2 separate regions of the Homo sapiens genome follow, and region 1 is linked to region 2. The links are chromatin loops, found by intact Hi-C in ENCODE. Cell type or tissue: CD4-positive, alpha-beta T cell. All regions are shown on one strand. Links, peaks and the distances in the headings refer to the core of each region. The heading gives the core; the rest is flanking DNA. Region 1 has its middle 5.4 kb from the start of VNN2. Region 2 has its middle 7.8 kb from the start of TAAR9.

Region 1 (2,921 bases), core at 284-2,783, 230 kb after region 2:
TTTGCACCACTTCTTTGGACCTCTATTTCTCATCTAAAAGTTTAGGTAATCATACCTGCTCTATCTCCTAAAGATATGTGAAAGTCCTCTGTAAGACTACAACGCAGATGACAATAATTAACAAAAGTGAGTGACTATTTAGTAATATAATATCCTGACTGCTTAATATTATTTCATTGTTAGGCCCACAGAACTACTGTTGTTCAATTCAAATTCTAGTCTATTTGGATGACCGTGCTGAAGAACTGCTGGAATGAAATGGGGTTGACAGGGTACCTGGGCATCAACTCCTGATTCGTGCTAAACCCAGCGTGGTAGAAAAACTGCAGTGGGGTAGCAAAGGTGAAACAAGAAAACCAAGGAACTCAACCCCAGGAAGGAGAGGAGCTGCTCCAGGCTCTGACACTGGCTACTGGACTTCCTGTTCTGTCCCTTCTCCTGAATGCAAAATGACAAGTGAACTGAGAAACAAAGAATGGGAAATATCATGTATTATTATCAATGACATTCTCACAGGCAGCAAGGGTGACACGTCAAAATAAGAATAAGAAGCAACAATAGGCAGAAAAGCCAGGCTCCAGTGTTAAAACTGTTCCTCTTAATACTGTATACCAAAAAAGTACAATACTGTATCCAAAAAAAGTACTTAATGGCAAAGAAAAACGTTTCTGTCTCTACACCATTGGAGTATTACATATGGCTTTAGTGAGACTGAGTCAGGCCCTGTAAAAGGCAAGGTTGCCTTGAAAAGAACCAGCTTGAACTTTAACCATCTTTTGGGGCCAGGTCTCATTCAGATGAGGTAATCTTCCAGCTTTAGAGTTGGATGGGTGTTCAATGCTTCAGATAGCTAATGAACACAGCTGAAACCAGAGCAAATCTGAGAAGGTAATGATATATCACAGCCTTGGATTCTCTGAAAGCACTGCTAGATGGAAATGCTTGTGCAACATGAAATTGCCAATCATCACTGTTTTTGACCTAGCAAAAGTAATTTCACATGGTTCAACCAACATGTCTGTTTTCCTGTCTCAGAAACTTAGGGTTGAAGTTGCAGAAGTCCCTTTGAGTTAGTAGCATCCTCCCCTACTTTCCGACAGCTCCTGCTTCCTTAAAATAAAATATTAACAATATTAATCTCATAGGTCCACCCACTATGCCAGTCTATTAACCCTGCCAAAAGTTTCTTGCATTCACCAGCCGGTCCTTTTAAAAAATTAAAAATTCTCTTGACTGAATTAAAAGCTTTTGGTAAAGTCGGGATGACTGTCACCACAGAAATAAATCCACAGGAACTGGATCCAAGTCACTCGTTGATTTATGTAGGCAGTTGGAGAGACATGCGTTTGAAAGGGTATGGTAAGAAAATATCATGGAAATCGCAGACTTAAAAAAAAAAAAGATAGATTAAAAATAGAAAAGTTTATGTCTTATTGATCAATATGAGAATGTCACAGCAATCCACCAATAATGCCACTTGTTTATTTTCAGTGAGCAAGGAAGCAAAGAAAAAATAATGTTTGCAGCCCAAGGTAACTACTTACAGCTTTAGTCAAGGGGGAGCCTTCCACTCCTCTGGATCTCAGCTGCTTTCCTTTCCAAGGCCTGTGCTCCTCCAGTCACCCCTGGTGACTTCCTGTTTTGATTTCACTTTCTGGGTGGGCCGTACCCTTTGAGATGACAGACAGGAGTCCCAGCAGCTGCTGGTTCAAGGATGCTGCATCTTCAGTCAGACACCAGGAGAAAGAGTGTCTATTTTATTCTAGCCTGGCAATTCTGATTCCTGAGCTTTTCTTTCAAGGAGTTGTATGGGCCAGATGACACAGGCGAGGAGCATTGACACAATTTCTACTGAACCAAGCTCAGCAGAGGAACCACAGCAATAGAATCAGGAGATTCTCTAGCCTACAAAGCCTAAGTCGACTCTCATATTCATGTCATAGTCTTTCTCTTTAGCACATTATTCTTTTACTGTAAGACAGATCCCACTCCAGACTGTCCTTCAAATTAGAGAGAACTAAATTGTGTATGGTCCTGCATCTAGTTATGGAGAGCTTTTTTCTCACTGTAAGTTATAAGGGTCATGGTGGTATCTAATAATAATTAACATGGACATGGACTCTGGGGCCAGAATGCCTGGGATTGAGCCACTTCCTAGCTATGTGACTATGAGCAAGTTTTGTGCCCTCTCTGTGCCTCAGTTTCCTCTATCTGCACAATGGTGATACGTGCTGAATAATTTTTGCTATTATTACTATTGCTTCATTCCTACAAGATGGAGGCCCTATTACAAGAGCCATGCCCAAGGCAGCTTTTACCCAGGGTTTGGTGACATAACCACCTGTCCTTGGTTACTGTCTTGTTAAAAGAATGTCAATGTGTCTACTTCTTTATGTTTGCATTGTTCTGTCTGTCTCCACAAAGTCTTTCAAGTTTCCTTTCTTCCAGGTCAACCTGATCTGAATGGTTTCTCCTAAAATTATGAACTTAAATTCTGTTTCTACTTGCTAATCTTGATGGCATTCCCTCCATTTGTACCACAGATTCTCTTTCTGATAAAAAGCTTTCACTCCACCTATTTCATGCACCATTCTATTTTTTAAAAAACATGCTAAACAACCTGCTGTGTAACTGGATTACTCACACATTGCTGTTGGGAATGTAGGATGGTACAGCCACTCTAGAAAACAGCTTGGCAGCTCTCTGAAAAGTGAATCATGGCTCTACTCCTTTCCCTCTCTGGGTGGCAGCCAGGCATGGAGGCAGGGCAGGATCATAGCACCTCCTTTACCCTGCTTATCCTTCCTCTGGGGAAGGCTGACAGGACAGGAATTTAGAGGCTCCAGTAGGGGAAGAAATTCTTTATGAGCTGTTTCTTCAGTTTCTTGTAGGCTAAAACATTAACCACAGTGACTACATGC
Region 2 (2,921 bases), core at 116-2,615:
TATTATACAGGTTTTCCATAAACTGAACATTGGAATAAAAGCACAACAAGGTTCTCTTAGAGCACTGATCTCTTCAACAAAAATTTGTAAAGGGTTATTAAAGGTTTATGAAAATCTCACCTTATGGTCAAACTGATTAAAATAGGATAGATTTGTCTATAAGATGTTATTAAAAATTGGGGTTGACATTAATAGTACACTAATGCATGGGTGAAATTTGGCTTTCTCTCTTGAGTAAGACTTTCATAGAATATTAAAGACAAATGAAAGATTTTTGTTTGCCTTTTGAATAAACCACAGGAAAAAGAAGGAAAAGAAAAGAGACAGATTGTTTGGAAAGCTAAGTCTTCCCTCTATCAATGAGTAAAGGTTTTTGCCTTTTTTTTTTTTTTTTTGAGACGGCGTCTCGCTCTGTCGCCCAGGCTGGAGTGCAGTGGGGCGAACTCTGCTCACTGCAAACTCTGCCTCCTGGGTTCACGCCATTCTCCTGCCTCAGCCTCCCGAGTAGCTGGGACTACAGGCGCCTGCCATCATGCCCGGCTAATTTTTTTGTATTTTTTTTAGTAGAGACAGGGTTTCACCTTGTTAGCCAGGATGGTCTCGATCTCCTGACCTCGTGATCCGCCCGTCTTGGCCTTCCAAAGCGCTGGGATTACAGACGCGAGCGACGGCGCCCGGCCAGGTTTTTGCCTTTTTAAAGATTCCAGGTAATAATAGTGACCTGTGGTGACCTGGAATTCTATTTTGTAATAGCAAGTGTTTTAAACTTTTAACGTATCTGACAGGCTTCCTACAATCAAATTTCGGCTTCAAAATGGTCTTTTCTGACCTCTAACTTTGGGATGCAACAGAGAGCCCCTGAAGCATCCCAAAAGAGAGGTAAACAGGATTATTTGACATGTTGAGTTACATGGGAAGCATTGTCAAAATAAAAAAATATGTTTAACCCTCTTTAGGTTATATTTTAGTGAATGTTATTAATATATGTTCCAAGTTGAATGGAATGTCTAAAATTCTAAGATGTCCAAGTATATGCTGTCAATCATAATTATGGTTAAGTTATTGCAGACCACAGAAATAACCAAATTTCTTTGTCAATTTTGTCTTTATCACTAGTCATTTCCGCAGTTAATTGCTTAATGCTGATGCAGTTTCTGGAAACTTCGCAAGCATGGAAAAAAATCCGAGAATACGGTGTCTTTTAGGAGGTTCATGAAATGATGGAAAGGACCCTCAAAAGCACCTTTGAAAACAGGTTTGTTTTCTTTCTTTCTTTTTTTTTTTTTCGAGACTGAGACTCGCTCTGTTGCCCAGGCTCGAGCGCAGTGGCATGATCTCAGCTCACTGCAACCTCCACCTCCTGGGTTCTGCAGGGAAGGGAAAGAGTAGCGTAGAGAGTAGCCATACGTTAAAGTATTTGGCATGGGGATAATTTTAAAACAGATGTTTCCGTTTGGGGCATTTACCTGTTTAACTTTGGCGTCCCCTCATTTGATCAACCTAGTATTGTTCAGATTGACCGCTAGGGGGCAGCAGAGTATGGGAAAATAAGAGGGCCATAAACTAGACTGAAGCTGTTATCTTAAAAATAGTTCAGCAATAAAGAAATGCCCAGAAATAATGAGTAATATATCACAATCCCCTTTATATTTTTACCTACAACTTTAAAGATCTTATTTTCAATCATCATAATTTATAATATTATTAAGTAAATTATTTCTAAATTATGAATAAACTTTCCTCAAAAATTAGTATTTGAAGACACTTTTAAAAAAAGGTTAAGAAAACTATCATGACTTAATATTTCTTCTGATACTGATCAAGAAGTGGAAATTTTTTTTAAATTGTTGAAAAAAACCATTATATCATTTGAAGTCTGTAAGAATATTAATTAGATTTTGGTCTAGAAAGAATCTAATAATAGAAATTTCAGAACCATTACTATATGATATGGTTTGGCTGTATCCCCACCCAAATCTCGTCTTGAATTGTAGCTCCCATAATCCCCGTGTGTCATGGGAGGTACCTGGTGGGATATAATCGAATCATGGGGGGCAGGACTTTCCTGTGCTGTTCTCATGACAGTCAATAAGTCTCACGAGATCTGATGGTTTTATAAAGAGAAGTTCCCCTGCACACGGTCTCTCTTGCCTGCTGCCATGTAACACATCCCTTTGCTCTTTCTTCATCTTCCACTATGATTGTGAGGCCTCCCCAGCCATGTGGAACTGTGAGTCCGTTAAACTTTTTTCTTTTATAAATTAACCAGTCTTGGGTATGTCTTTATTAGCAGCATGAGAACAGAGTAATGCATTATACCTAACTTCTTCCATAAGTCATAAAGTAAAATACAGCATCTTGAACAATTTTGTTCAGGCCATAGTGCAGGATTGTAATTATTTGACTTGCATGTGACATGAGAAAAGCAATTTCATTACTTTACAATGATGTTTGGTAGATAACTGACACACAGAAGATTCATAATAAATAACCATTTCCTTAACTCTTAGTTCCCTGGGTGATTAATTGTGACATATAAGATTATGGCCCCCAAATAAATCTCTCTAGTCTTTTCAGCTCTACACAGATCTATCCATTTATTGGACAGTCCTCAATCTGATTGTTCAAAGGCATCTCAACATCAAAACGTGCCAACTGGAAATCTCCTCCTCTTCCATCCACTACCCAAGCTTTTTCCTCTACCAGCTTATATAGGCCAGAATGTAAGAAATGATCCTGGAATTTTCGTTTTTTCTCATCCACAACATCAAATCCATTTCCAGATTGTTTTAGGCAGAAACTTAATTTATTATAAAGGTTTCAGGAAGACCCCATAATTTACAGGAAGACATAAGAACCCAAGACCATGGGAACCCACCTGTTGTATCAGCATGACCTAGATGTGAGACATGGAGTCAAAA

The links. A loop is a pair of places that touch in the nucleus more often than their neighbours do. Peaks named below come from ENCODE experiments on the same cell type or tissue, not always from the same donor. Only the 100,000 strongest peaks of a DNase experiment are listed, where the experiment ranks them.
Region 1: it touches region 2 in a loop (5-fold over the local background); 43 of 110 quality-filtered maps call a loop at or near these places.

The regions. Positions count from the first base shown.
Region 1 is chr6:132,761,839-132,764,759 of GRCh38, forward strand. It overlaps a transcript of VNN2 not described here and the pseudogene RBM11P1. Among named protein-coding and RNA genes, the nearest start is that of VNN2, 5.4 kb to the left of the region's middle. RefSeq lists an enhancer at 1,532-1,631. In CD4-positive, alpha-beta T cell, for the core only: no CTCF peak of the experiment used is centred there; a DNase peak (open chromatin) is centred at 1,653; H3K4me3 peaks cover 1,510 bases.
Region 2 is chr6:132,529,054-132,531,974 of GRCh38, forward strand. No RefSeq gene overlaps it. Among named protein-coding and RNA genes, the nearest start is that of TAAR9, 7.8 kb to the right of the region's middle. In CD4-positive, alpha-beta T cell, for the core only: a CTCF peak has its summit at 1,511 (motif pointing right); a DNase peak (open chromatin) is centred at 1,538.